2 separate regions of the Homo sapiens genome follow, and region 2 is linked to region 1. The links are chromatin loops, found by intact Hi-C in ENCODE. Cell type or tissue: endothelial cell of umbilical vein. All regions are shown on one strand. Each heading gives the region's core, and the rest is flanking DNA. Links, peaks and the distances in the headings are about the cores only.

Region 1 (17,042 bases), core at 7,937-10,436:
GCCACCATGCCCAGCTAATTTTTTGTATTTTTAGTAGAGACGGGGTTTCACCATGTTAACCAGGATGGTCTCGATCTCCTGACTTCGTGATCCGCCCACTTCAGCCTCCCAAAGTGCTGGGATTATGGGCATGAGCCACTGCGCCTGGCCTTATGTATACATTTTACTGTTGATGGGCACTTGGGTTGTTTCCATTTTAGATATTACAAATAAAGTTACTATGAACATCCTTGACCATATCTCTTGGTGCTCATATGCATGCATTGCTGTTGGGCATAAGCCTAGGATATAGGATATGAGAATCTTCATCTTTGATATTTAATGTCAAAATAGTTTCCAAAGTATCTCTACCAATTTGTGCAACCCCCAGCAATGTGTGAGAAATTCTGTTTCTCCAAATCCTTATCAATTCAGTCTTTTTTGTTTTAGCCATGCTGATGGAAATGTAGAGCTAGCTATCTCATTGTGGGAGGTTTGTTTGTTTGTTTGTTTGTTTGTTGTTTTTGTTTTTGTTTTGAGACAGAGTGTCGCTCTGTCACCCAAGCTGGAATGCAGTGGCGCAATCTCAGCTCACTGCAACCTCTGCCTCCCAGGTTCAAGTGATTCTCCTGCCTCAGCCTCCTGAGTAGCTGGGATTACAGGCGCCCACTACCACCCCTGGCTAATTTTTGTATTTGTAGTAGATACTGGGTCTCACCATGTTGGCCAACCCTGCCCTCAAGTGATTCACCCACCTCAGCCTCCCAAAGTGCTGGGATTACAGGCATGAGCCACCACACCCGGCCTCATTGTGATTTTATTTTGTATTTTGTTGGTAACTGGTGAGGGTGAACAACTTCTCATCCTTATTGGTTATTTGGGTATTATCCTTTGTAATGTGCCTGTTCAAATCTCTCAGACTTTCCTAGTGGGCTGTCCATCTTTGTCTTACTGATGTATAACAGTTCATTTTTATAGCTTTGTTGAGAAATAATTGATACACAAAAAAAAAAAACCTGCACATGTTTAACGTCTGCAATTTGACGAGTTTGGACATATGCATACACTGTGATACCGTCACCACAATCAAAATAAACATTCATCACTTCAGATGTTTCCTGGTGTTCCTTCCTCTCAGCTTCTCTTGATCATCTCCCCACTCTCTCTCTCCCACCTTCCCCCGTGATCTCAGAGGTCCCAGCGTCTCTGATCTTTAGAGCTCCTGCTTGCATCTCACATCCAAATAATAATAGTCCAACAGTCACAGGTGGTTAAGAGGAGATCTGGCCTTTGCCAGGCCCTCCCTAAAATCCTCTGGGACCATTTCTGAAGAAACTGTCCCGTTGCCAGTGTGTCCTCATGTGGAAGGGCCAGGCTACTTTCTTATGGGCCTGGGCCCACCCTCAATCAAGGTTGCCCCAGGCTCTCAAAACCAAAGAGTCAGCATATACTCAATTCAGACCTGCCTCAAAAGGGATCGAGAAGGTCCCCAGGGATGCCCCTCTGCTCACAGTGAGGAAGACCTTAGACATGCCCGTGCCAAGCAGCTGAGCCCCCACCCTGAATTCCTCCATTCCCGTGAATCCCAATCTCCACCTTCAGTGAGACAAAACACAGCTTATTACCCCCACGCTCTGCCTTCTAGGTTTTGTTGGGTTCCCAAATCCTTATCAACACTGTATCAACACTTATGGAGCTAGAAGTCTCCATAATACTCACCCCTCCCCCAATCCTTCCTCCATCCATAACAAGCATAATGCAAGCTCACAATTATTGAGCACTTACTAAGTGCCAACCTCTATTCTCACCCTTTGCGTGCATTAATTTAAACATCCAACTCTTCCAACACCCATATAGCAGTTACTATTACTATGCTGATGCACAGAGAGGTTAAGTGACTCCCCCAGGGTCACACAGCTTCTGATTGGTGGCACTGCAATCAGTGCCCAGATTCCTGGTCTCTCTGCACCCGAAACTGCTGCAGGGGCCTCTACCACAAGCTCAGGGCTTGCTGCCTCGCTTCCCTCACAACATTGCTCTGCTTCCTTCTTGCGGAGAAAGTCTTGTGAACCCTCCCTTTCTGCCCCGGCTGCTGGGAGACTACAGACAATGCCGATACTCATGCACAGCAATGGTACCACCCCTCGTGGCCACCAGGTCTGCTTCTTCCCTCATTTTCTGTTTTATCCGTAATGATAGACTGAGAATGTAGGAGGCAACATCCTTCAAAGATGTAAAATGCTAGGCCACAGAAAACAGAGACTGTAAAAGGCAGACCCGAGCGGCAACAGATGCCATGATTACGTCTCGAGGCAGCCAAGGGGAAGAAGAAATCTGATCCATTACTATCTGCAGGAAGCAGACTGTTTGCTCTGCAGGGACAAAGTTTTCCCCTTACAATACATTCTCATAAAATTGGCTCACTTGGGCCTTCCTGTAAGGAACGCTGAGGGATGCGATGGATTGGTTATGGCCTGAAAAATCACTTTCGCAGCAAAAGGAAAGCATACTTCATGTGACTGTTGACCAACACAGAGGACACCACGCCAACAACCTCAGGGATGCAGAGTCCTCCAGAAGAGAGGCCAGCGTGGTCCAAGGACACACTCTCCCAGGGCAGAGGGTCTGGTCAGGGCCAGAACTCGGAGTACCCGGCAGCTGGCTGGACAGTTCAGCCCTTCAAAGCCCTGCTCCGAACACCCTCCACCCACTTTTGTTTGCCGAGGAACTGGCTGTCCCTTAAGTCCAGAGACTGGTTGTCCCTTGAGTCCAGGAACTGGTTGTCCCTTGAGAACAGGGACACAATCTTTCTATCTCTGTAATTCAGCCCCTGCCCCACCCTCAACAGCTGAGGTGACTGGAAAGGGTGGGTGGGTGGATGATCCAGGCAGGTCCCTCAATCAAAAGAAGTGGCAGACACTTCTTTTGTCCCCTAGCTTCTGTAGAAGTCATGGAGCCCTAATTGTAGTTGGGCACATGGCTGCCTGTGGTGCTTCCTGGCACCCCTGGAGACTGGGAGAGTCACACAGCTGAGTCCTGAGCAACAAGAGGGGAGTAGAAGTGATAAGCTGGGGACACCCTCTCCCTGCCTCGTCCCCTCTCTCTGGCTAGAACACAGAGGAGGTGGTGGCTGGCCATCTCAGATCAAACTTGTCCATCAGCCTTCAGAGCAACCAGACGGAAAGAGCCTGAGGCACTGGCCCTGTGCAGCTGCTGTTCCAGCCCTGAAAGCCTCCTGCCAAGACTATTATGTGAGAGAAGTCCAAGCTTCCATGTTGTTTAAACCACTGTTGTTTTGAGCCTCTAATGCAACAGACAAGTCTATAGATGAGCTCATGTCCCAGGAGCTACCAATGAAATGCCACTGCCTTCCCCCAGGGCCACCTGGCTGGCACCTGAGCACTGTGTCCACCTGCATGTCTTCCTGGCACAGTCTCCACTACCAACACTCCCAGAGGGAGAACAGCCCCCCACAAGGGACTTAACACCATCCCTGTTTTACAGATAGGGAAACTGAAGCTCGGAGGAATGGCCAAATCTGCCTGAGGGCTCAATAGCAATGGCTGGTGGAGCCAGTCCCAAATCCAGGCCTGCCAGCTGCATGGTGTTTGCTCCCCTGGGAGAGCTGGCTCCTGTTGTTCACCTGCTCAGCCAAGCAGAGACTGCCTGCGCAGTTAGCGGTGGAGGCCCTATTTGTGGGGAAATGCCTGGATAAGCCTGTCTGGAGGCCAGGCCAGCACCTAAGGTCTGCAGGGCAGGCTGTGACCAGGAATCAGAGGGAAGCTCCTTTGCATTATAAAGGGAGAAACAGTGGGGACGGGGTGTTGGGGGCTGGAAAGGAGGGGGAAGGGGGGAAGGGAAGACCGGTGAGAACAATGGCGGGAGGCTGCCTTCCGCACCTCTCAGTGAGGTCTTCCTAAACATCACAAAACACTGCAGTCGTGGGATTTCTGCAGAGCCGGGTGAAGACACTTAGCCTTGTGATGGGGTCCACTTGTGACCCGGCTGCCACGTGAAGGTGGCACATACAGTGGAGGGGAAGTGAGCCACACATTCGGCAGATCTCAGAAGGTGCATCTGGGAATGTGACTCTAACAGGGGCCGGGCCCCACCACAACCCACTGATGTTGGAGTCAGCAACCAGCCCACAGCAGGGCTCTTGCAGGGACAGTGACCCCACATTGCACTGAGGTGCTGCTGTGTTCTGAACCACCTCCAACATCATGGACTACAACAGCCATCACTGTATTATGTTGCAGAGTCTGGGGAGGTCAGGGGTTTGGAATTGGGTGTAGGGTGTGACGGGGTGAAGCCTGGAGCCTCAGCTGGGAGCACTGGAATGACTGGGGGTGACTGGGACGGCTGGGTTGGACTCACTGCTCCAGCTTCTTCACTCCCATATCTGGACGGGACCACGGCTCAGCTAGGACTGTCAACTGAAGCACCTCCAGGGAGCCTCCCCATGGCTTCTCATAGCTTGGCAGTGAGGTTCTCAGAGGGAGTGTCAGAGAGGGACACCTGAAGAACAGCATTTCGAGAGACCCAGGCCAAAGCTGCCTGGCCTTTAACGACCTGCACTTAGAAGTCATGTGGCCTTTGGGCGCTGTGGCTCATGCCTGTAATCCAAGCACTTTGGGAGTCTGAGGTAGGCAGACCACTTGAAGCCAGGAGTTCAAGACCAGCCTGGCCAACATGGCAAAACCCCATCTCTACTAAAAATACAAAAATTAGCCAGGTGTGGTGGCAGGCGCCTGCAGCCCCAGCTACTTGGGTGGCTGAGGCAGGAGAATCGCTTGAACCTGGGAGGCAGAGGTTGCACTGAACCGAGATCGCGCCACTGCATGCCAGCCTGGGTGACAGAGTGAGACTCTGTCTCAAAAAAATGGAAGAAAGGGCCGAGCACGGTAGCTCATGCCTGTAATCCCAACACTTTGGGAGGCCGAGGCAGGCAGATCACAATGTCAGGAGATCCAGACCATCCTGGCTAACACGATAGAACCCCGTTTCTACTAAAAATACAAAAAATTAGCCAGGCATGGCGGCGGGCACCTGTAGTCCCAGCTACTCAGGAGGCTGAGGCAGGAGGATGGCGTGAACCCAGGAGGTAGAGCTTGCAGTGAGCCGAGATCGCACCACTGCACTCCAGCCTGGGCGACAGAGCAAGACTCTGTCTCAAAAAAAAAAAAAAAAAAACGGAAGAAGTCTCTTGGCCTTGCATCCCCTGTGCTCTATTGGTGGCAGCAGTCACAAGCCTGCCCAGTTTCAAGGGGTGGGGACATAGACCCCACTTCCGTGGGAGGAGTGTCAAAGAATGCGGGAGCTTGTTTTAAACTTCCATGCTCCATAACACCATAAGCGACTCCCTCTTGAGGTCTCTCCTTAGCCAGCTCAGGTCTATGATTTCAGCGTGTCCTAACATCAAAAAATAACTCCCCTTCCCACAGCTGATGCTTGGAATTCCCAGCAAGAGATCAAAGGCTTTGATCTGGAGGGGACTTTTATTCTAAAGCAGCTCCTCCCAGCCCCTCTCCCACCACCACCCTTGAGTCGGCACTGGGCCCTGACGCCCCTTCTGCCTCCATGTCAGTGGGCTCGCCAGGCCTCTGCAAGGAGCAGCTTTGGCTGAGGGAGGATGGAACACCTGGGCCATTGTGTGTTTACCAAAAGTCCATCCTGACAGGATCCTGGGAAGAGTGAGGAGAGAAGGAGAGTCTAAGGTCCTGAAGGTCAACTCAGCCAATGTCACCATTTAGCCAGAGGCTGCTCCTCCCAGGAGCTTCTGCTTTATGCCCCAACTACACTTTCCCCTCCTGCCTCACACTGGCTTCTATCACACAGGACTCCATCCAGCCCTGCACCTCTGGGGTTCCTCCTACTTCCTACCGCCAGTCCACTGTGGCCCTCCCTTTTACGGCCAATGGTCCCAAAGATCTATTTAGAAGTAGATTCAACATCCTGTTTTATCCATCCAAGCCAGCTTTTGCTGTGTACCTACTGCCTCAGCAGTGCAGAAACAAACCATTCTAGGTAAAAAAAAAAAAAAAAAAAAAAAAAAGTGGGAGCGAGTGGGGCACAGGAAATCAGGTGCTTGTAAAATCACAGGAGTGGGTGGTGGGTGGCAGCTGGATAGGCAGGAGGCTTCCAGTGGGACTGTTGAGCTCGAGGACACACCCACCCACCACCATGCTGCCATCTGCGGATCAATAATCACTGCACTGCCTTTGCCGCCACCATAACTGCCAGAACACCCAGGACACTCGTGACCAGACACTAGAACACAGAGTTCAAAGGCCACAACCACTTTCTACAACCCTGCTGGTCAGCAGAAGCAGCGGCAGGAAGATGGCCTTCACCACACCAAATCCAGCCGAGCACTGTCTATTAGAGGCGCCCAGTGTGCTCTAGCTGCAGGGAGTTTGGGAAGTGCATTTGGCTTTCTCATCTCAGCAGTCCATAAAGACATGTAGAAGGAGGAAGGATGGGTACTGAGGGCTGGGACACTGTGCCCAGCACACATGAAGGAACCGTCATCTGTGCTCCTGGAGCTCCTGGGAAGCTGGAACCTTCCTTTTCTTCCCAGGGGGGGGTTGGCAGAATTCTCTGTTCTCTGGGCACCATCAGAAGACCTGGTCTCTGTCACCACTGTATATGTCCTCTGGTTTATTTCTCCCACTGCTGTTTTGCCACCTCTAGAGCCGTAGATTGCCCCATAAACCTCCTGGCTACTCAGCAGGCTGACACCTTCTCTGCTGGAAAGTGGAAGAAGATGAGTGCCACGGGCTCCCTTTGCCACTGCATCCATTAAATCTCCCGAGGACACACTTACCAGGCATGCACATTTCTTTACTGACATGTTTGAGCAATTTCAAGAGGGAATTATTCCTCTTCTGAGAAAAAACTGTTAAAGTCCCAACTGACTTGGAATTTCCCTTGAGTTTCAAGCAAAAATGTACCTAAAGATCCCGGGCCTTCCCAAGGAAGTGACTCCCTACCCACAGTATCCCCACTCCAGCTGCTCTCGGGGTCTCCCCACCCCCCAGCAACTCCCTCCTTCTCTCCCTGCCCGTCAGGAAACCACCCTGCTCCCAGCCTCCTTCACCTTCACCTTCCTTCATCATCAGCGTCAGATCTGAGTCCTGCGGTTCTAAATAGCACCCCAGGCCTCAGCAAGTGGAGGGTAGGGGAAGAAGAGGCAACTCCTTGTTGCCGGTCCTCAGCAGCACCGTGGGAGGGGGCTTGGAGGGAGAGAGGGGTGGGGTCTTGGAGGGAGAGAGGGGTGGGGGGTCCTGGGGCCACAATGAACCGAATTCTGGCATTTGGTTCCTTCTCAGGACCTCCCACTAGAGGGCGCGACGGTCCCGCCGGTTCCTTGCCAGGTGGCTCCAGCTGCGGCGGACATCAGAGCATCTCCCAGGGACTAGAAGTTCAGACTAATGAGATTGAGAAAAGAGCATTTCCACATTTGCAAGGCGCCTGTGCTGCTCCGGAGGTCCCCATTACTCTGTCCAGAATCCTTTATTGCTTCCTGGTCCCCGAGGGCCTGCTGGAACCAGAATGCGAGAAGGGCTCTGCGCGGTTGGCCTTCCTGGACTCACAGCTTCCCTGTGAAGAACCTAGCGGGCTCTGCAACGCCCTGGTCACCCTTTCAGAGTGTTTGAGAGCTTATATGGGATATGTTTAAGCTGAGACAGGTCCCCAGCCACCCACAGCACGGGTAAGGGAGCATGGGCAGGGGACCCTCGGGGCAAGTGTTCCAGGCCATGCCCAGCCTCAGAGGGCCCTGAGGCTGGCGAGGGCAGCGTGCTCAGAGGAGATGGAGGCCAGTGCGGCTGGAGCTGGGGGGACGGCGAGTGGGGGCCACCACCTCCCCAAACTTCTCCATTAAGTAGCTGTGGGCAGAGACTGTTCCTCCCCGAGGCTGGAGGAGGGAAAGAATGGGGGTGCCTCTCGGATTTTTACCCACTCCTACCTGGGGGCAGGGTTGCTGCTGCCTCCCGGCTAACCACCTGTGGGAAAGTAGACAGATCCTCCCCAGCAACCAGCCACTCCTCCTTTTCCTCCTAGCCAACTGTCACAGGTGTGTGAACCGCAGCAACTCCATCTTGAATAGGGGCTGGGTAAAATGAGGCTGAGACCTAACTGGGCTGCATTCCCAGATGGTTAAGGCATTCTGAGTCACGGGATGAGATAGGAGATCAGCACAAGATACAAGTTGTTCAAGACCTTGATTATAAAACAGGTTGCAGTAAAGGAACCAGCCAAAACCCACAAAACCAAGATGGTGACAAGAGTGACCTCTGGTTGTCCTCACTGCTGTACACCCACGAGCGCCATGACAGTTTACAAATGCCATGGCAATGACAGGAAGTTACTCTGTATGGTCTAAAAAGGGGAGGCATGAATAATCCACCCTTTGTTTGGCACATAATCAAGAAATAACCATAAAAATGGGCAACCAGCAGCCCCCAGGGCTGCTCTGCCTATGGAATAGCCATTCTTTTATTTTTTTACTTTCCCAATAAACTTGCTCTCACTTTACTGTACGGATTCGCCTTGAATTCTTTTTTGTGCAAGATCCAGGAACCCTCTCTTGGGTTCTGGATTGGGACCCCTTTCTGGTAACACAACCACTCCTCCTTTCCTTGGTAACATCCCTAATTTTACTTCTGGTGTACACACCTCCCCAAGCGATCCACGTCTTTGTTGGGAACTGACTCCTCCATGGGCTCTAGGTTGCGCATACAAGGTTCTCGCTCTGTCGCCCAGGCTGGAGTGCAGTGGCGCCATCTCGGCCTACTGCAAGCTCCGCCTCCCGGGTTCACGCCATTCTTCCGCCTCAGCCTCCCGAGTAGCTGGGACTACAGGCGCCCGCCGCCGCACCCGGCTAATTTTTTTTTTTTTTTTTTTTTTTTTTTTTTTTTTTTTTTTTTTGTATTTTTAGTAGAGACGGGGTTTCACCGTGGTCTTGATCTCCTGACCTCGTGATCCGCCCTCCTCGGCCTTCCAAAGTGCTGGGATTACAGGCGTGAGCCTCTGCGCCCGGCCTGATGTAGGCTTCTTAGTTGCTTCCTCGCCCTCCTGGGAGAGCTTCCCAAAGTCTCTCCCTCCCGCCAGGGACCTGCACCAGGTAGCCCAGGCCCTGGGAGCGGCTATACTCTTAGGGCCACACGGGGGCGCCAGCCTCAGGCGGCTGCACCACGCCCGCCTGGAACAGGAGACCCCAACACCCCAGAGCGCAGTCAAACCGCCCTGCACTGGCCAGTTACTCTGGCTGATAAGCCCCCTTCACTCCTTAGCCCCAAGTGAGTGAGGTGCTTCCTCGCAAATGAAAATCTGCGGCCAACCCTGAGTCACTTCTTAAGATGCGGGCTCCCATCAGCTCCCCAACCCCAGCCCCACCCCTGAGTGCCGCCTCCCGAGCTAGGCCTGGAGAGTGCAGACAGGAAGGAAGCGCAGCTGGACCTCACCCAGAGAGGGGGACAGATTATCAGCAGGGTGGGAAGTGCTACAGGGAGCCCTCAAGGGCATCCCGCGTGTGCGGGTGATGCAGGCAGGTGCATGGGGGAGGGTGGGGTGCTACCAAACCCCAAGTGAGCCCTGTTGGAACTGAGCCTGGGGTGAGCCGGTAAACAAAGTGTCGGGAGGCGCTTCAAGCTTCAGGGCCAAGGGCCCCAGAGCATGAAGGTAGAGACAGCCAGGTGGAAGTGGCTGGAGAGGGTGCACATGAGGACAAACAGGAGGAGGGGCAGCAGGAGGGTGAGGTGGTGACAAGGGCGGGGAGGTAACCTGGACCAAGGAGACTGGACTCTAGCAGGAGGGAAATGACCCCCAGGGCGGGCTTAGGCAAAGTAAACATGATCACAGGGCAACATGCTCCCACAGGACTTTCTGCAGTAAGGAAGTGTGGCTATTGAGCCCTTGAAATAATGAGGCTAGTAAGACGCAGGAACTAATTTTTAAACATTATTTCCTTTCAATTAATTTTTTTTTTTTTTGAGACGGAGTCTTGCTTTGTCACCCAGGCTAGAGTGCAGTGGTGCAATCTTGGCTCACCGCAACCTCCACCTCCCGGGTTCAAGCAGTTCTCCTGCCTCAGCCTCCCAAGTAGCTGGGACTACAGGCACGCGACACCACTCCCGGCTAAATTGTGTATCTTTAGTAGAGACGGGGGTTTCACTTTGTTGGCCAGGCTAGTTTCGAACTCCTGACCTCAGGTGATCCACCACCTCAGCCTCCCAAAGTGCTGGGATTACAGGCATGAGCCACTGAGCCTGGCCCCTTTTAATTAATTCAAATGTAAATAGCTGCACCAGTTAGGAGGCTGTGAAGATGGTCCAGGTGAGGGAGGGTAGGGGCCTGAAATGGGGAGGCAAAGAAATGGGGAGGGCATGGACTCTAGGATTGTCAGGGCACTGGCTATTTAATATTTAACTTAACCACTCAGCCAGTACTGAAACAGTTGTTATGGAGGCCTGCGTTCGTGAGACCTGGCATGCCACAAGTGAGTAGAGCCAAGAAATCATGGAGACCCACTGAAAGAGGGGAAGGAATGCTCAGGGCCTTGGAGGTCTCCTGGGGGTCTGGCCGGGGCAATGGGGTGCTTATGTATCATCACTAGGAACAGAAACCCACGATGAATCAGCTTGGAGATGACAAGTGTGGTTTTGAACACATGGAAACTGAGAGGTCTTAGGACATCCCAGTGAAAGCATCTGGTAGGCTGTTCTGTGTATGGCTCTGATGCTCAGGAGGGAACTGAAACTGAAGACAGCCCTGTCAGTCATCAGAGGTCAAAAATCGGCAGCCCATAGGCCAGCTTCAGGTCACAGATGGAGGTTTAGACTGGCTCACACCATTGATCTCCCGAAGTGCTGGGATTACAAGCACTGCGCCTGGCCTCATCCTACCCACCTCTTCTTTTTTTAAAATTTAAGTTTTTCCATTTGCTGTACTTCATGCCAAGTATACACTCCCCTCCTGCCTGTTCCCAAGCCAGGGACCAAGGACTACAGGCCGGTACAGGATTTGCGCTTGGTTAATCAAGCTACAGTGACTTTACATCCAACAGTACCTAACCCGTACACGTTGTTGGGATTGCTGCCAGCTGAGGACAGCTGGTTCACCTGCTTGGACCTGAAAGACGCTTTCTTTCGTATCAGATTAGCTCCCGAGAGCCAGAAGCTGTTTGCCTTTCAGTGGGAAGATCCGGAGTCAGGTATCACTACTCAGTACACTTGGACCCGGCTTCCCCAAGGGTTCCAGAGCTCCCCCACCATCTTCAGGGAGGCGTTGGCTACAGACCTCCAGAAGCTTCCCACCAGAGACCTAGGCTGCGTGTTGCTCCAGTACGTTGATGACCTTTTGCTGAGACACCCCACGGCAGTCAGGTGCGCCAAGGGAACGGATGCCCTACTCCAGCGCCTGGAGGACTGTGGGTATAAGGTGTCCAAGAAAAAAGCTGAGATCTGTCGACAGCAGGTACGTTACTTGGGATTTACTATCCGACACGGGGAATGCAGCCTGGGATCAGAAAGAAAGCAGGTCATTTGCAATCTACTGGAGCCTAAGAGCAGAAGGCAAGTGAGAGAATTCTTAGGAGCTGTGGGGTTTTGTAGACTGTGGATCCCAAACTTTGCAGTATTAGCCAAGCCTTTGTATGAGGTCACAAAGTGGGGGACCGGGAACCTTTTGAATGGGGATCTCAACAACAGCAAGCCTTTCATGAGTTAAAGGAAAAAACTTATGTCAGCCCCAGCCCTGGGGCTACCCGATCTGACAAAGCCTTTTACATTGTATGTGTCAGAGAGAGAAAAGATGGCAGTTGGAGTTTTCATCCAAACTGTGGGGCCCTGGCCGAGGCCAGTGGCCTACCTCTCTAAACAACTAGATGGGGTTCCTAAAGGATGGCCCCTGTGTTTGAGGGCCTTGGCAGCAACTGCCCTGCTAGTACAAGAAGCAAATAAGCTGACTCTTGGGCAAAACCTGAACATAAAGGCTCCCCATGCTGTGTTGACTTTAATGAATACTAAAGGACATCATTGGCTAACGAATGCTAGACTCACCAAGTACCAAAGTTTGCTCTGTGAAAATCTCCGTATAACCATTGAAGTTTGGAACACCCTAAACCCCACCACCTTGCTCCCAGTATCAGAGAGCCCTGTCGGGCATGATTGTGTAGAAGTGTTTGACTCAGTTGACTCTAGTAGATCTGACCTCCGGGACCAGCCTTGGGCATCAGTAGACTGGGAACTACACGTGGACGGGAGCAGCTTCATCAACCTACAAGGAGAGAGATGTGCAGGGTATGCAGTGGTAACCCTGTACACTGTTGTTGAAGCCAGATCGTTGCCCCAGGGCACTTCAGCCCAGAAAGCTGAACCCATTGCTTTAATTTGGGCCTTAGAACTCCATGAAGGTAAGACTGTAAACATTGACACTGATTCTCGGTATGCCTTTTTAACCCTTCAAGTGCATGGAGCATTATAGAAAGAAAACGGCCTATGGAACTCTGGGGGAAAAGACATAAAATATCAACAAGAAATCTTGCAATTATTAGAAGCAGTATGGAAACCCCACAAGGTGGCAGGTATGCATTGCAGAGGACATCAGCGAGCTTCCACCTTGCTGGGTTTGGGGAATTCCCGCGCTGACTCAGAGGCTCGAAAAGCAGCATCTGCCCCCTTCCGGCAATCAGTCACAGCCACTCTGCTCCCTCAAGCACCTGATCTTGTACCTACTTATTCTAAAGAAGAAAAGGACTTTCTCCAGGTAGAGGGAAGGACAAGTGATGGAGGAAGGATGGATTCGGTTACCAGATGGGAGAGTAGCTGTGCCACAGCTGCTAGGAGCTGCAGTTGTACTGGCTGTGCATGAAACCACCCATCTAGGTCAGAGTCACTGGAAAAGTTGTTAGGCTGGTATTTCTACATCTCGCATTTGTCAGCCCTTGCCAAAACGGTGACACAGCGGTGTGTTACCTGCTGACAGCACAATGCGAGGCAAGGTCCAGCCGTTCCGCCCGGCATAAAAGCTTATGGAGCAGCCCCCTTTGAAGATCTCCAGGTAGACTTCACAGAGATGCCAAAGTGTGGAGGTCAGAAGTATTTACTAGTTCTTGGGTGTACCTGCTCTGGGTGGGTGGAGGCTTATCCAACACGAACTAAGAAAGCTCGTGAAGTAACCCGTGTGTTTCTTCGAGATCTGATTCCTAGATTTGGACTGCCCTTACGGATCAGCTCAGATAACGGGCCTGCGTTTGTGGCTGACTTGGTACAGAAGACGGCGAAGGTATCGGGCATCACATGGAAACGGCATGCCGCGTACCAGCCTCAGAGTTCCGGAAAGGTGGAGCGGATGAATCGGACTATCAAAAATAGTATTATTATCTTTCCCACTGGATATTAAAAACAATACCACAAGGGGCATCAAACCACCTGCCAAATTTGAGGGAATGTTATTCTGTCCTCCCCCCGCCCCCGGATATTAGAGACAATAACATAGGGGTAATGTAAACCCACTGCTTTATTGGGAGAAGTATCATCCTCTCCCTTCTTGGATATTAGGAACAATATCACAGTGTGCGTGTACGCCTGTCACAAAATTCAATGGAATGTCATCCTGTGCCTCCCTGGATATGACGAACAATGTCACGGGGGATGTACAACTTCTGAGATATTGGGAGTGATACCATCCTCTCCCCTCTGGAAGTTAGGGACAATATCACAGGGGTAGTGTACACCCTCTGTGATGTTGGGACTAATATCATCCTCCCGTCCCCTGGATATTAAAAACCATATCACAAGGGGTGTACACACACTTCGATATTGGTATTAATACCATCCTCTCCCTCTTTGGATATTCGGTGCAATATTTCAGGTGGGGTATACACCACCAGCAATACTGGAAGTAATATGATTTTCTCCCCCCTGGATATTAGAAACAATATCACAGGGGGTGTGAACAACCCCTGCAATATTTGGAGTAATATCATCGTCTCCCCTCATGAATATTAAGAACAATATCGTAGGGGGGGCATACACCCCCTTTGATGTTTGATATCATCCTCTTCCCCGCTGGATATTAGGAACAATATCAGGAAGGGATGTACAGATCCTGCGACATTTGCTGTCATCTAATTGTCTCTCCCCTAGATATTAGGAAAAATGTAACCGGGGATGTGAACACCCCTGCGATATTGGGAGAGGTCTCATCCTCTCCCCGCTTGGATATTAGGAACAATATCACAGCAGGGGTGTACTGCCTCTGCGTTATTGGGAGTAAAATTATCCTCTCTTCCCCTGGATATTAGGAAGGGTATCAGAGGGGGAGGGTGTACATTCCCTGTGGTATTCAATGTAATCTTATCCTCTCCCTCCCAGGGTATTAAGAACAATATTAGAGGAGGGGTGTACACCCTCTGCGATATTGAGAGTCATATCATCCTCTTTCGCTCTGGATATTACGAACAATATCACAGGGTTGTGTACACCCCCTGTGATACTGGGAGTAATATCATCCTCTCTCCCTCTGGATATTAGGAAGAGTATCACAGGCTGTGTACACCCCCTGCAATATTGGGAGTAGTATCATCCTCTCTCCCTCTGGATATTAGGAAGAGTTTCACAAGGATGTGTGCACCCCCTGCGATATTGGGAGTAATATCATCTTGTCGCCCTCTGGATATTAGGAAGAGTTTCACAGGGGTGTGTACACTCCCTGCAACATGGGGAGTAATATCATCCTGTGCCCCCTGGATGTTAAAAACCAAATCACGGGGGTTGTACACCTGCTGCGATATTGGTAAACGTTACTTCTAGTATCCCACAGAGGGTACACCCTGTGATATTTTTCATAATATCATAGGGAGATATTGCTTCTAATAACACAGTGGGTGTACACCATGTGTGTACACTCTGTGATGTGATAGCTTATATCCTAGGGAGATATTCCTTCTAGTATCACAGTGAGTGTACACCCTGTGATATCATTCGTAATATCCTAGAAAGATGTTGCTGCTAATATCACAGAGGGTGTGCCCCCAGTGACATCATTATTCGTAATATCCTAGGGAGATGTTACTCCTAATGTCACAGGGGTGTACACCCTGTTATATTATTCGTAATATTCTAGGCGGGTGTTACTTTTAAAGTCACAGGGGTGTACACCCTGTGATGTTATTCATAATATCCTAGGAAGAGGTTACTCCTAATACCACATGGGTTATCCTATGAAGAGGTTACTCCTAATATCACACTCCTAATATCACACCCTGTGATAGCATTCAGAATATCCAAAAGGGATGTTACTTTTAATGTCACATGGGGTGTACACCTTTTGATATTATTCGTAAGATCCTAGGGACATATTACTTCAAATATCACATTGGGTGTACACACATGGTGTACACATTATGTGTGAACACCTCCTGTGATATTATTCATAATATCCTAGGAAAATGGGACTCCTAATATCACAGTGAGTGTACACACTGCGATATTATTTGTAATATCCTAGGGGAATATTACTCCTAAACCAAAGGCGTGTGTACCCCCTGTGATATTATTCGTAATACTCTCATACACTCACAGTATATGAGAGGGATATTAGCACTGAAGTCACAATGTGTGTACACCCTGTGATATTATTCACAATATATGAGGGAGGTATAACTTTTACTCATGATGTTCTAGAAAGATGTTACTCCTAATGTCACAGGGGGTGTACACCCTGTGATATTACACAGGCTAAACCCCTGTGACATTATTCGTAATATTTTAGCGGGATGATACTCCTGAAGTCACAGGAGATGTACGCCCTGTGATATTATTCAGAATATTCCAGGGGGATGTTACTCCTAATGTCACAGGTGTGTATACCCTGTGATATTATTCACAATATACTAGCGGGATATTACTACTAATGTCACCATGTGTGTACACCTTCTGATGTTATTCGTAATATCCTGGGAGGATGTTACTCCTAACATCACAGGGGTGTACACCCTGTGTTAATTATTAGTAATATTCTAGGGGGATTTTACTTTTAAAATCACAGGGGGTGTCAACACTGGGATCTTATTCGTAATATCCTAGGAAGATGTTACTCATAATGTCACCTGGGGTGTACACCCTGGGATATTATTTGGAATATCCTAAAGGGATGTTATCTTAATGTCATAGGGTGTGTACACCTTTGATATTATTCGTAATATCCTAAGGAGATATTACTTTAAAAATCACAGTGGGTGTGCACACGTGGTGTATACCCTGTGATATTATTCACAATATATGAAGGAGGTATAACTTTTAATGTCACAGTGGGTGTACACACTGTGATATTATCCGTCATATCCTAGAAGTATATTATTCCTATTGTCACAGGGGTTTAACATCCTGTGAAATTATTTGTAGTAATCCAGGGGGATGATTATCCTAAAGTCACAGGGTGTGTACACCCTGTGATATTATTCATATTATTCTAGGGGGATGTTACTCCTAATGTCGCAGATGTGTATGCGCTGTGATATTATTCACAATATACTAGCTGGATATTGTTACTAATGTCACAATGCGTGTACACCTTGTGATATTATTTGTACTATCCTAAGGGGATGTTACTCCTATTGTCACAGGGGGTGTGCTTTCTGTGCTATGATTCGTAGTATCCCAGGGGGATGTTACTCCTACCATACAAATTGTGTACACTTTGTTATATTATTCATAATATCCTAGAGGGATGTTGATCCCCATGTCACGAGGGTGTACATCCTGTGATGTTATTCTTCACATTCTAGGAAGATGTTAACTCCTAATATCACAGAGGGTGTACAATCTGTGAAGTCATTCATAATAGTTTCAGGGGATGTTACTCCTAATGTCACACGTAGTGTACAAACAGTGATATTATTTGTAAAGTTTTTTTGGATATGTTACTCCTAATATCACAGGGGCTGTACACCCTGTCATATTATTCTTAATATCCTAAAGAAATGTTACCACTAATGTCACAGGCAGTGTACACCGTGTGGTATTATTCCCAATATTGTAGGGTGATGTTACTCCTAA
Region 2 (14,208 bases), core at 1,119-3,618, 50 kb after region 1:
TACATTGTTACTGCCAAGAGATGATGCAAGGCTATAACACAGCAGTGGTAGAGAGAGTAGGAAGGAGAGAACAAGAGACTTGAGAACTAGAACATAATAACTAAATACATGCCCAGAGGGAGAGGGAGCTTCAAGTTCCTTATAACTCAGAGTATTCAGCTTGCAAACCTCCCCTGACTGGGAATTCACTAGCTCTCACAACAACCAGTCAATGTTCAGGAAGTTCTATTCAGTTATTCTGATTTATTTATTTATTTTATTTATGAAATGGGGTCTCACTCCATCACCCAGGCTGCAATACAGTGACACAATCTCTACTCACTGCAACTTCTGCCTCCCAGGCTCCCATCCCAGCCTCCCAAGCAGCTGGGAACACAGGCGAACACCACCACACCTGGCTAATTTTTTGTATTTTTGGTAAAGAAAGGGTTTTGCCATGTTACCCAGGCTGGTCTCGAACTCCTGAGCTCAAGAGATCCACCCGCCTCGGCCTCCCAAAGTGCTGGGATTACCGCACCCAGTCCAGTTATTCTTTCTGCTGAAGAATCTGTCTCTTAGTGCTTCAAACCACTTTTAGTTTTAGTTTTGGTACCCAAAGCCACACAAAATAAGTCTCACCTCTTTTCCACAAGTGAGTTTTTATTTAGGGGCAGCTATTCCACCACCCCCTCACCCCTTCTACAGGCTGAAGGTCCCCAGTCCTCAAAAACATGTCTGTTCCACATCACATCTTATCTGCATGGAATCCTAGCAGCTCTCCTCTAAGTATATTTCACTCATCTGGTTGACAGATGGTGAATATAAAAAGTATATTTCAGTTTGTGTCTGCCCCTTTTAAACTGTTGCTCAGCACAGGATACAGGGCAACGGTCTGTGGACCGCACAGAGATCAGGCCAGCTCTGCCTCTCAGCTGGCGATCAGCTCGCGTCTACCTGTACTATCAAGCACCATCACGTTTTGTTTTTGTCTCTACCACTAGGCAAACAATTCCTATATTCTGCTTATAGGGCAGAGACTATATTCCATTCATCACTATAATGGTAATTCCTAGTACCTTCTACAAAACAACTGCTCAATTGAGCCCAACCCAGGAATTCCAGGTTCTTCCAGGGGTTGCTGGATTAGTTTCTCCTACATGCTTGGATCAAGAAGGAGAAGGGCTCTCTTGCTCGTTTTGCCCTCCAGTTTTACTCCATCCAGCAGTTTTCTTCCCATCTAGAGACTCCCGGCTCTGGTCCGGCTCCCTTTCTTCCACGACTTCTCCCTCTTGTGTCCCCCGCAATCGTTCACACAAGCCACACATCTCACTTGTGCCCCAAGCCTGGGCTCCTCCCTCATTCTACGTGCTATTTTAGGATCCACTCCTCCAAGAAGTCAGTCCTGACCAACCCCATTCTCCTTCCCACAGCTGCCACATTTGGTCTGTGAAAACCTTGTTGTCCCCTGCCCCACACAGTGAGCAGTGAGCAAGCAGGGCCCACCAGAGTAGGGTCTGGAAAGTCTCGTCCCTCTTGTCCCCCCGAGTGGCAGAGGCTAACAGCCGCCTTCTCAAGCCTGGCTGGAGCACAGGGTGCGCCCATTCCCACCTTGAGTGTAGAGTTTGGAGCACGGATTCCTCAAGCTCGGCTCATGCCCTTCCTCCTCCTCCTCACGCCCTGGTGCGACCTCCGCAGGTACGCTTCAACCTCCGCACGGCGCTGAGCCACAAGAGACCAGCTAAAAGCAAAACCAGAAAACTTACTTGGCTCCATATCAAGAGACTCGGGACGGACGCAGGAAGGAATTCCCGCCCGGGTCCCGTATCCCCCGCCGCCACTACGCGCGAACCTCCACAGTCCACGTAACCAGGGAGGAACGGACTCCTCGGGTGTCTCGGGGGCGGCGCCCCGCGCCCAGGCTGGCTGGACTCGGAAGCTGGAGGAGCGCCCGCGTTCCACTGCCCCGGGGGATGCCCACGCCGGCACAGGAGAGGGGGCACACGGTTAAAACAGCTCCCACCTCCCCCAACCACAGTCCACGACCAGCCTCTCAGATGCCACCACTCTCCCGGCAGGCTCCAGACCACCTGGGTCGGAGGCTGAGCCGGGACCGGAAGCCGCACCGCCCCCCGCGCGCCGGGAAGCTCACCAGATCCCACGGCCCCGGAGGGGGCACCTGCCCAGCTCGCCGGGCCCCCGCACGCATGTAGCCGCCCACAACATCCGCGTAGTCACAGAAGCACACGCAGATAGTCATGCGTTGCTCTCTGATCTGGGGGCTGCTCCTTTCGTGGTTATGTCTCGGATTTTAAGAGTTGATGGTGATGAAGATCCCCCTCATGTGGACGAGTCCATTCAGCCCACCACCGAGAACGCTGTGGTGTTTCGGCCCGTACAACTCACTTCCGCCATAGAGACTGGAGGGAAGGAGGAGCCCTACGGGCTCTCGGCCGCCTCCCTAGGCCGAGCGGAGTCATCGGCGGCGAGCCTGGCCGGGAGACGCTGACGCGGTGCCCAACTCAGTCCGGACTGAGAGGTCTGGAAGGAACACTGATCACCGCAAGATGAGGGGCGTACCCCGTAGAGAGAGGTCCTGGAGATGAGCCCACACCGCTGTACTGCAGGACGCCCAGTGGATGGCAAAACTTGAGTTTGTTGAATGTGCGTAACAGACGGGATCCCTGGCCCTCCACCCACACAGATGCTGGAGAAAGGGGCTTCATCTCTCAGTGTTGCCTTTATGCAGCAGCACTACTTGATACCCCATGGTGACCAATCTGGTGACAGTCCTTCGGAGGCTAGTAATTCGGCCATTGCTTCTCTGCGTGACCCTCAACATCACTCATCCTTTCTGATGCTCTCTATAAACAGGTGGCTGTTGTGAGGATCACAGGAGATAACTCATATGAAAGATTTCTGTGACCTGTAAAGTCTAATATGAATACAAGTGTATTTTTAGTGCTGTGTAACTTCCTGGAGCGCATTTGGTTCTCCATGTAGATTGTAAGCCCAGAGCAGACAGGGCTTCGAGAGCTCGGTTAATGCACCCACCTCCAATAGGAGGCAGTATTTTTTTTTTTTTTTTTTTTTTTTTTTTTTTTGAGACGGCGTCTCGCTCTGTCGCCCAGGCTGGAGTGCAGTGGCGCTATCTCGGCTCACTGCAAGCTCCGCCTCCTGGGTTCACGTCATTCTCCTGCCTCAGCCTCCCGAGTAGCTGGGACTACAGGCGCCCACCACCACGCCCGGCTAATTTTTTTTGTATTTTTTTTAGTAGAGACGGGTTTTCACCGTGTTAGCCAGGATGGTCTCGATATCCTGACCTCGTGATCTGCCCGCCTCGGCCTCCCAAAGTGCTGGGATTACAGGCGTGAGCCACCGCGACCGGCCAGGAGGCATTCTTAAGGTGTTAGCTGGGGATTACCATGCTCATTTTCTGGCCCATTGGGGTGCCTCACGCCTGTGATCCCAACATTTTGGAAGGCTTAGGACAGAGCATCACCTGGGGCCGGGGGTTCAAGACCAGCCTGGTCGACATAGTGAGACTCCCATCTTTAAAATAAAAATTAAAAATTTAGCTGGGCGTGTTGGTGTACCCCTGTAGTCCCAGCTACTTCAGAGGCTGAGGTGGAGGATCACCTGAGCCCAGGAGGTTGAAGCTGCAGTGAGCTATAATCACGCCACTGCATTGCAGGCTGAATGACAAAACAAGATCCTGTCTCAAAAAGAAAAAAAAAAAAAAGTCGGGTGTGATGGCTCATGCCTGTAATCCCGGTACTTTGGGAGGTCGAGGCTGATGGATCACTCGAGGTCAGGAGTTTGAGACCAGCCTGGCCAATATGGTGAAACCTCATCTCTACCAAAAATACAAAAAAAAAAAAAAAGCCAGGTGTGGTGTCAGGCACCTGTAATCCCAGCTACTTGGGAGGCTGAGGCAGAAGAATTGCTTGAACCTGGGAGGTGGAGGTTGCAATGAGCTGAGACTGCACCACGGCACTCCAGCCTGGGCAACGGAGAGAAACCCTGTCTCAAAAAAAAAAAAAAAGCTGATTTTTCTAACACATGCTTTTATTTCCCAAAACGATAATAGATAACATTTATTAGGTGGAATGGAAAGGTCATGATTTTAAATACCATATATGTGTACATATAAATTTAAACCTGATACTAATCAATCCTGCAATATAGATAAGAAATTGGGCCGGGCATGGTGGCTCACGCCTGTAATCCCAGCACTTTGGGAGGCCGAGGCAGGTGGATCATTTGAGGTCATGAGTTCGAGACCAGCCTAACCAACATGGTGAAACCCTGTCTCTACTAAAAATACAAAAAAAAAAAAAATAGCCAAGCTTGGTGGCACACACCTGTAATGCCAGCTACTCCGGAGGCTGAGTCAGGAGAATCGCTTGAACCGGGGAGGCAGAGGTTGCAGTGAGCAGAGATCACACCACTGCACTCCAGCCTGGTGAAAGAGCGAGACTCCGTCTCAAAAAAAAAAAAAGAAAAAGAAAGTGACTGGGGAGAGGTTAAGTAAGTGGCCCAAGGTCATTCAGTAAATAACAGAGCCTTGAGTTCAAATCGAAAGCTCTTTGCCACTATGGGAGCTCTCTTTCTGGCTGGCTTCTTCAGCCAACTCTCTCCTATGTACCACCACTCTCCAATACACCCCCACCCACCAGTGGTGTCCTGATAAATGCTTCACACCTGCTCTCTGGTAAGGGAAATGCCTTGATTTGTAGCATTTGCCCATTTCCTATCATAGGTGATTTCAAACTACAAGACATCAATGAATGCAGAGTCCAGAACGGATGGATGATTGCATCTTGATCGTCAAGGTTAAAATCAGCCCTTGAGGGCCAGTGCCAGCTGGCTCCAGCACACCACTGTCACCACCTCACCCTTAGGCTTCCCCCTCCCATTCAGTTCTTCGAAACCTGGCTGCACAAGCTCCTCCTCAGGCTGGCCTTTCCACCATCATCTGCTCCCTATCCTCTTCCCTTCCTCCCCACAGTTCTGCCCTTTTTCAGCCCTTGCCTCTTATCCCAGGTGTGGGTGCCTCTCCTGGGAGAAAGAGAAAGCTGCCTGCCCTACACACCAGCGACCTCTTCGGGAGGCTGCACAAAACCAGACGGCAATCAGGAGGAAATATTGAGAGGGAAGGGTCTGTAAGAAGCTGAGAGAGGGACCAAGGGAGGTTGGAACCAGTCCTGGAGTGGAGGAGGTGCCAGAGCCCATCCCCAGAGACTGCCAGTGAGTAAGGGAAGTGACTGATCTCTCTGGCCATCCACACACTCCAACTCAGCCCTTTGCGACCACTAGCCTGACATCATCATCATCATCATCATCATCACTACTACCAATCATTGAACCTTGCTAGGTACAATGCCAGCACTCATAGGCCCTATTGTGCTGATTTTTCCAACTACCTTTCAAGGTAGATACAGTCCACCTCCCCGACACTCCACTCTCTGATTTACTTGATATTATAACTGAAGCCCAGTCATACATAGTGATGCATAGTGGTTTCCTGTGATGCTTAATTTTACGTGTCAGCTTGACTGGGACACAGGGTACCTAGACAGTTGGTTAAGTATGATTCTGGGCTTGTCTGTGGGGTGTTCTGATGAGCCTAACATTGGAATTGGCAGACAGTGAAGCCGATTTCCCTTCCCGGTGTGGAGGGGCTTCATCCAATCAGTTGAAAGCCTAGTAGAACCAACAGGTTGACCCTTCAGTGAGTAAGGGGAACTCCTGCCTGACTGTCTTAGAACTGGGACATTAGTATTTTCCTGCTTTCAGGTTCCAACTGCCTTCAGATAACTGCTTCTCCTAGGTCTCAAGACTGCAATGACACCATCAGCTTTCCTGACTTCAGATCTTAGGACTTGTCAGCCAGCTCCTTATAATAAATCCCTCTCGGCCGGGTGTGGTGGCTCACACCTGTAATCCCAACACTTTGGGGGGCCAAGGCAGGCAGATCACCTGAGGTCGGGAGTTCGAGACCAGCCTGACCAATATGGAGAAACCCCATCTCTACTAAAAATACAAAACTAGCCAGGTGTGGTGGCGCATGCCTGTAATCCCAGCTACTCAGGAGGCTGAGGCAGGAGAATTACTTGAACCCGGGAGGCGGCGATTGTGGTGAGCTGAGATCTCGCCATTGCACTCCAGCCTAGGCAACAAGAGCGAAACTCCATCTCAATCAATCAATCAATCAATCCCTCTCTTTCTGCCGCCACATATGTATGGGGGAGAAACTCTCTCTCTACATTATGTGTGTCTATGTCCTACTGCTTCTGTTTCTCTGGAGAACCCTGACTAGTACACGTCCAAGGCCATGCAGCTGCTCTTTCCTCCTTCCACCAGTGTTTTCACCCACTTATGTCCCTACTCCGGCACTCACCTTTCCATGGAGCCTTGCCTACTGGACTGGGGAACATAAGGAAGGCTGAGTCCTCTCACCTCTTTATCTCACATGCTGACCCACACTTGCCTCTTCCTACCTCCCTGAATTCTTACAGGGAAATTCTCACTGCAACCCTGGGTCTCAGCCCCTCTGGTAGTCCCATCAGGGAGGGGAGGGAGTGGTTAAAAAACTGGGATTGTGTGGGATGAATTATCTCATTCTATGCCCCTACCTCTGATGATCAAGACGTAATCGTCTATTCATTCATTCATGCCACACGTGGAACTGTCCACATGCCAGGCCCTTGTAATACCTTGTGATGCCAAGGGGGACAAGTCACAGTTCTAGCCCTCTGGGAGCTCAGAGTCTTCAGAGGAGGTGGACCAGGAGATACCTGTGGGTAAGAAAACCCAACAAGTGGTATGAAAGAAATGGCAGCAGGTTTTGTGGGGACCCAAGAGGGCCAGGATGGAGAGATGCTGGTTACCTGGAATAAAAAGTGACACATTCAGGCTGGATGCGGTGACTCACACTTGTAATCCCAGCAATTTGGGAGGTCGAGGCGTTGGATCACCTGAGGTCAGGAGTTCGAGACCAGCCTGGCCAACATGGTGAAACCCCATCTCTACTAAAAATACAAAAAGTAGCTGGGCCTGCTGGCACGTGCCTGTAATCCCAGCGACTCAGGAGGCTGAGGCAGGAGAATGGCTTGAAACTGGGAGGTGGAGGTTGCAGTGAGCCAAGATCATACCACTGCAGTCCAGCCTGGGCAACAGAGAAAGACTCTGTCTCAAAAAACAAAAAACAAACAAATAAAAAACAGAAAGCAACACATTCAGAGTGAAGAGGAGTCCCAAGCCCTGCTCTCAGCAAGTTGGGAAGTGACCAGGCACCAGGAGAAAACGAGGACAGCTTGAGAGAGCACCAAGCAGCAACCTAGGGAGATGGCAGGGAAGGGGGTTGATTCCAGGAGGAAGTGGGAATTATTCTAGGAAAGCTCCCTGGAGAAGAGGGAAGAAAAAAAACAGGGGGCGGGGGCAGAGAGTAGAAACTGAGGGTTCTGGGGGTGAGAGAGGCAAGGATAAGAGAGAGCAGATTTTCAGCCCGAGCCCAGAGCCACAGCTGCCAAGCAGACAGGCGACTGGCTCAGACTCTCCGAGCCATGCCTGCAGCAGAGGCCTGTGGGGAGACCTTGAAGGCCAACCCAAGACCTTGGGAGTAGGCAGCTGGCTTCGCCTGGTGAATGTGGCCTCAAATGGCCCCAACTCATCCTGGTGTGTGCCCAGGGGAGAGCTGAGCCCCAAAGCTGCCCCTGCAAGCCACCCCAGCTGCTCCAGCGCTGACCCCAGTGGCGTCACAGGGAGTGACTCAAGCCCCAGCAACAACAATGAGTGGGACTGACGTCAGGCCAGGGCTCCTGATGGTGGCCAGGCTGGCTGGAAAGCCAGCACCCTGCCTGCTGACCCTCCAGCCTGGGCAGGCTGAGGGGGTGAGGAGGACCAGCTGTCCCTCTCTGACATCTGCCCCCTGGACCGTGGGCAGGGGCTCTTCCACCTCCCACCCTTTCTGGGATGTCACTTCCAGCCCCCACCCTCCCTGACGGGGAAAATGTCTGGGCGGATGAAAGAGTGGCAGAGAGCGTGAGAAAGGGGCACCTCCCAGCCCCAACCTGCCAACCTCACCAGGCAGCCCGGAGACTAGGACCAAGCCGGGAGCAGCTTGTGTGCTGTCTGTTCTCCTGAGGACCCAGGGATCTGTCCATGTTGGGGAAGTGTTTTGTGGCTTTTTTCTCTTTTTTTCTTTTTTTCTTTTTTTTCCAGAAAGGTCTGTGTTTGGCCAAGTTGGGGTAGAAGCCGGGCTTTATTTCTGTGCCTCCGTCCCTCGGGGGTGCGGGACTGTCTCTCCTTGCTGCAAGATCTATTCCTTTGGCAGGCCGTTCTGAGCATCTGTCGTTCTTTAAGGAAGAGGATTCTGGGCGACTGTGCTTGCAAACGGTTAGGGGGCTGTTTATCTGCCCCAGATAAGGCAGTCTCTATATCTGCCACTGGGGAGCTGTTTTTCTGTCCCTGCTTTCTTGCGGGGCAGGGGCCATCTCTATCTGTCCTTGTGGTATCCCAGCTACCTGGGGCCCTGGGGTGGAGTCCAGGTTTCCTGCTTGGCTATGCCAAGGCTGGGCTCCCTGATTGGAGGCCTCTTTCCTCTGATGTTCTCCAGGCTAGGAGTGCAGCAACAGTCAGCACCCTGCCCGCCTGGCTTGCAGCTGGGCACTGCTCCCTGCTAACGCAGCATGTACCAGGACAGGCCCCCCCGCACTCCCCTCCCTGTCCCAGCTGCCACCCCCAGCCCCTGCGGCCACGCCAGGCCTGATTTATGGTCCTGAGTTGGGGCTGGACAGTGCCAGCGCCTGGGTCAGACCTTGAGGAGACCTCAAGTGGCACCCTTGGTCTGGCAGGGTCAGGGCCCAGGAGGAGACGACGGGGAGCCAGGGTGCTGGGGAGGATGAACACAGCAGGGGCCCAGGAGTGGCCGGCAGGAGGTGGAAGCCAAGGCCAGGGCCTCCAGGGGCCCATAGGCTTCCCGCCGGCTCCAAGTCCAGCTGGGGACCTGGAAATGTGCCTCCTGCCTTCAGAAGGTCTCTGGCTTGTGTGGGAAAGGAGATATTGGAGAGTGAAAAGGGCTTTTCCTCTGCTTTGCACTGACTCCTTCCTGTACCCACCATCAGAGGCTGGAGGTTTCAAAGTCCCACTGGCCAGCCTAGGCCAAACCAGACAGTCTCCCATCCTGGGGCCCAGGAAGAGGCCTGAGAGCCTGAAGCTGGAGCAGGGATGGAGGCAGAGGTTTGGGGCAGAGACTGCAGCCCAGAGCTGAGCACTGGCTGCCCCGGGGAAGACAGAGCAGCTGCTCCCTGAGCTATGAGGCTGCAAGGCCAGGCCCCTGAAGGGCTGGGTGCCAGATAGACACCCAGGGCTCACCCCTTCAACCTCATCCTCTGAGGAGGCCCAATGGCCCTGGGGCTCTGCTGCACTCAGGGACTTGTGAGAGAGGGGCTGGGGCTCGTCCAGATGTCCAAGCTAAAACTCTCTTAGGATCCCAGGCCCAGCTCACACAAGGCCACCCAGCACTGCCTCACCAGGGCACAACTCTGACGTGCCTGGCACAACTGCCTCATGGCTGCAAAAGGATGTCACTGCTGACTGTCCAGGGACCACACAGTGGCCACCTGCCTCTGACAAGTCTCTCTCAGGCTGCCCTCTGCAGCAGCGGAGCTGCTGCCACACAGCTGAGCATGCTGGGTGCTCAGAGCAGGCCATGTGGACAGGACACCCCATTATAGCACGGTCTCCCATGACCTTCAGGTGCTTCTCACATCCTGGAGGCTGACCCTTGCCACACCCCTCCATAACCAAGACCAGGTGGCTGGAGCCCAGGTGTGGGGCAGCTTCCTCCACACTGGCCTCAGGGAAGGGCTACAGGCAGAGACCCCCGGAGTACAGAGCTCTCCCTCAGTCCCTAGACCTCAAAGCCACCCCTCCCCAGTCACAGTGGCACCTCAGGGCTGGGGAGGGGGCCAGGGGCCTCTGGGCACTGGGCCCAGCGTGGGTGGGGTGGGGGAGACAGAGAGGCAGGCTTCCTGGGTCTCCGCGTGAGGACAAACAGCAGACTTTGAGGCCTTGGAAAATCCCGCCTGGGATTCCAGGCCCTGCCGGCGTCACTGCCTTTTGACTATTGTCCCCGTCGGAAATGGGCCCAGCCCCCGGCCAGCCTGGACAGAGCAGCCATTGTGAGGCCCCATCAGGCTCAATGCCCCCTTGTTTGCCCTCCCATCCCATAGCAAGAGTTGGAGGCCAGTTCTTCCAGTTGCTGAGTGGAAAGAAAGGGCCTGCCTCCGGGCTCCAGCCCTTGGGCGGGGCAGGGTGGGGCAGGGTGGGGCTGGAGGAACTAGCCCCCCACCCCGTACCCTAATTGCCAGGGTCCTGAAAAGGAACCACCATCAATGGAGCTTCTTATTTTTGAGGCCCTGGGCAGGGAGACCTAGTGGTTAAGTAGCCAGATGCACCCAGCTCAGCTACTCACAAGCCAGGTGACCTTGGGAAAGTCATATCCTTTCTCTGAAATGAATTCTCCTCTTTTGTAAAAACAAAAGCTAATATTTATTGGGTGTTTGCTGTGTGCCAGGCACTGTGAAAAACACTTTGTATGTATTCACTCCTATAATCTTTATAGTAACTTCATAAAATAGATTCGTTTTCTTATTTCTAGGTGAAGACACTGAGGCACAGAAAGATTAACAAACTTGCCCCAAATCACACAGCTAGTAAGAGCTGGAGCCCAGATGTAAACCCAGGCCTCGGGCTCCAGGGTCCTTGCTTTCACCACTCTCCCATGGTGCCCCTGTGAGGTGGGAATAGCCAGGCTGTCTTCATGGGATGGCAGCTAGGGCTGGAAATCACAAGCGTCTGATGAAAAGAATCTGCCAGCGTGAACCCTAATACCCGCCAGCCTCATCCATAGATATAGAGATGCTCCCTCGGCCCCACTCCACTCCCAGCCCTGGCCCCTCCCTGAGCATCTGAGCAGCCCTCTTGCCTTCCCCAGTGCCTGTCCTGTCCTCACGTCTGTCTGTGCTAAAGGCAGGGAGCTGGAGGTGAGTGACACAAAGGAAAAGGACTCGGTCCAGCCAGCTGGCGGGAGATTTCCCAGCAAGCTCTGCTCCTAACCAGCCTCACCTCCCCACTGAACAGATGGGAAACTGAGGCTCGGTGAGGAGGAGGGACTTCTCAGAGAGCAGCATGGAGTTGGAGGCAAACAGAAGCCCACCTACTGATGGCCCCATGTCGTCAGGCGCGGGTGCAGCTGACAAAGCCTCGCTCAGGGGTCTGGGGCTGGGTGGGCGATGCCAGGGATACATGTTTGGAAGTCCACAGCACTGCTGGGAGCATGTCCCAGGGTCGGGACCGTGGTCTCCCTACCCCAGCCTCACTCGGACCTTCAGCAGGCCTGAGGCTGGACTGTGCTCCCAGAACCTGAGTGAGGGTATGTGGATGGGGGCTCCCTGCAAGCTGTGGCTGGAGCACCAGGGAAGGCCCCTGCTTCCCCCCATCCACAGCTGAGAGCCCTATTCTGTCGGGCCCCATCCAGTAGGAGCTGCCCCTCAGCCAGCCACTTCCCAGGAGCCATGGAGGTGGAGACTTGGGGGGTCCTGGGCCAAGGGCTGTGAGGAACACGTGTGAGGGCACTGCCTTCAGGCCTCCTGCTGGGTCCTAGAGAAGCAAACAGTGAGGCTGGGTGAGCACCGAGCACAGGAAGGTGCCAGACCCTGCATGATGACCAACTCCCATGGGCCTCAGGTTAGGTCCATCCACATGTTTCTCAGAAGGGTGGCCCCAGGCCACCTGCATCACAAGCACCTGGGTACTTGCTAGAACTGAAGGTTTGGGGCCCCCTCACCTCCCCAGATCTGAGTCTCTGGGGGTAGATCCCAGGAATCTGCATTTTAAGCCAGCTGACTAAACAACTGACGAGCCTAGGGGGTTGGAGGGCCTACGTGGGGACACGGGCACAGGTAGGGACTTCAGTACAATCTTCTTGCCGAGAAGGTGAGGGCCGCCAGATCCCTGGATCTTCTTGCTGGGGTGGCAGGAGAGTGGGGAGGAATGTTGAGAATGGGGATGTTAAAACCCTGAATGTAACAGCTACTACCAATTTGGGCTTACTTAAACCCAGCCCATGCTAAGCATTACACACACACTCCTCTGACCGTAAAAGCTCTGTGAGGCTGGGTCTATTCTTGTTTTATGGATGTGGAAATCAAGAATCAGAGAATATATGTCCAGTTTAGGAAACATGACAACCCTGAGATCTGCGGCTAAGTCTATTGCTAGGGCCCTGCAGTGACCCCTGGGCTAGTCAGCCACTGCAGACCCCAGCAATGAGCCAGGCACAGCTAGCCAGGCACAGCTAATGCAGGCTTCCCACGTGTTAGAAATTAGTCTAAGTGCTTTGCATAACAACCTCGTGAAGCAGGTGTCATTATTATCCGCCTTTTACAAATGAGTACACTGAGGCCTGACAGCTCAGGCTGGTAACATCCAAGTTTCATCTTGAGCAGCCCATCTCTTATGTAATGATGGGGTGTGTCTGGTGGGGGAGTGGGGAGGGGGCATCAGAGACAGACTGAATCTCAGTTCCAACTACATGTCTATTTTTTATTCAATATATTAAATATATTAATCAGAAAAGTCACATACTATAAATCCAGGAAAATACACAAATATAAATGTCAGAATCTGTCATTTGTCTTCTTCCTAGAGTGACAGTTTATGTACATGTGGAAGGAGGGTAGGAAGAGAGAGCCAGCAGGAGGCTGGAAAGGCTGCCCAGGAAGGCGGGGCCCATCCCTTCCTCCCAGCCCCGCTCCCACCTCAAGCTCTTTCTTCCTGTATTTACAGCAGCACTGGGCTTATTTACAGCACGGCGCTATGTGTTAAAAACGGTTTATCTTACAAAAAACATAAAGGCCGGGGCCAGGCTGGGGGGGATAAGACAAATCGTGGGGTCACCCCCATGAAGGCATCCCCCTCCCCAAGGGCTTGAGCTCCCTGCAAACCTCCTGGAGCAGGTGAGAAGGTGGAGTCATTCTGCAGCTCAAGCCCAGGCTTGGGGGTGCTCTGGGGGTCCGTGGACTAAAGGCACATGGGGTGGCATATGAGAGTGCGCATGTGCACACGTGTTCCCAGGCAGGGGTCAGAAGGGCAGCGTGTCCATGAAGATCTTGTCAATGATGGGTGGAGGGGGCACCAAGTCCTCCAGCTTGAGGTAGAAGATGCGCTGCAGGCCCTGGGTGCACAGGGTCCGCAGCTCGGGCAGTTTGCCCAACAGACGTGACAGGCAGCTGGCTGGCTGGGGCTCGCCCGCCACAGCTGCCACGTGCTCCTTCAGGCAGCTGGCGATGCGGTTCTGCAGCTCCTCCACCCGCCGCGGCTCCTGCAGCCCATGCCGGTCTGCGGGAAGGGTACAGGATTAGCTGTACATCTGAGAACCAGGCCCCCAAAGCCCCAGCCTCCCCCAGGCCCCTAAAACTGCTGCCCCTGACCACCCCTCATGCTCTGCTGGCACTTCACAAAAGCGCATTCACATGTTGGCCATTAGTAAGCATCGTCACAAGTCTGAGAAGCAGTAACCCTCATTATCCTCATACTCCAAGTGAGAACCCGAGGCCCAGGAGGCTAATGACTTGCCCAGGGTCACAAACGGGAAATAAAATCCTAACCTACGTTTTCTGGCTAGATCATTGGGTTTTTAAAATCTAGACTGTTCTGAGAAACCCAGCCTCAGAACTCAGCACTCCCTCAGCCCAGAGTACCTCTGATTGTGTTCTATATCGTTGGGTCCCCTGTGCAATTTAAGTGAAAAAATGAACGAGGGTGGATTCTTTCCTTTAAAAAACAGAGAAATCTGAAAACCTCTGCATTCAACACCAGATTCCATCCTGCAGAACTACATTTACATAAAGTCCAAAACAGGCACAACCAATCTGATCTGCACTGTCAGAAGTCACAGTGAAGGGCTAGGCGTGGTGGCTCACACCTGTAATCCCAGCACTTTAGGAGGCTGAGACAGGAGGATCATTTGAGCCCAGGAGTTCGAGACCAGCTCGGGCAACATAGTGAGATTCCCATCTTATTTTTAAAATATTTAAATAAAAAGTAGTGGTTACCCTTGGGGAGGGCAAATGACTGGAAGGGGGCACAATAATGGGTTCTGGGGGGCAGTTATGTGCTCTTTCTTGACCAAGGCGCTGGTTGGGTAAGTGCGGTTTATGAAAA

What was found. Peaks named below come from ENCODE experiments on the same cell type or tissue, not always from the same donor. Only the 100,000 strongest peaks of a DNase experiment are listed, where the experiment ranks them.
Region 2: a loop joins it to region 1, with 7 times the contacts of the local background. A loop is called at or near these places in 4 of 110 quality-filtered maps.

Annotation. Positions count from the first base shown.
Region 1 is chr12:52,112,308-52,129,349 of GRCh38, reverse strand. It overlaps SMIM41-AS1 (SMIM41 antisense RNA 1), which reads left to right and starts at 11,132. Exons shown (of 4, transcript XR_007063312.1): 1 at 11,132-11,457. RefSeq lists enhancers at 10,221-10,270, 10,301-10,360, 10,371-10,510, 10,831-11,070, 12,434-12,643. In endothelial cell of umbilical vein, for the core only: a CTCF peak has its summit at 9,162 (motif pointing right); no DNase peak of the experiment used is centred there.
Region 2 is chr12:52,057,863-52,072,070 of GRCh38, reverse strand. ATG101 (autophagy related 101) reads right to left here and starts at 2,093. Exons shown (of 4, transcript NM_021934.5): 1 at 1,829-2,093; 2 at 1,588-1,717. NR4A1 (nuclear receptor subfamily 4 group A member 1) reads right to left here. Exons shown (of 7, transcript NM_173157.3): 7 at 12,568-13,383. The coding sequence ends at 13,127. It overlaps NR4A1AS (NR4A1 antisense RNA), which reads left to right and starts at 12,571. Exons shown (of 2, transcript NR_170321.1): 1 at 12,571-12,970; 2 at 13,038-13,321. RefSeq lists enhancers at 1,745-2,460, 2,338-2,627. In endothelial cell of umbilical vein, for the core only: a CTCF peak has its summit at 2,436; a DNase peak (open chromatin) is centred at 2,390; H3K4me3 peaks cover 1,575 bases; H3K27ac peaks cover 1,815 bases.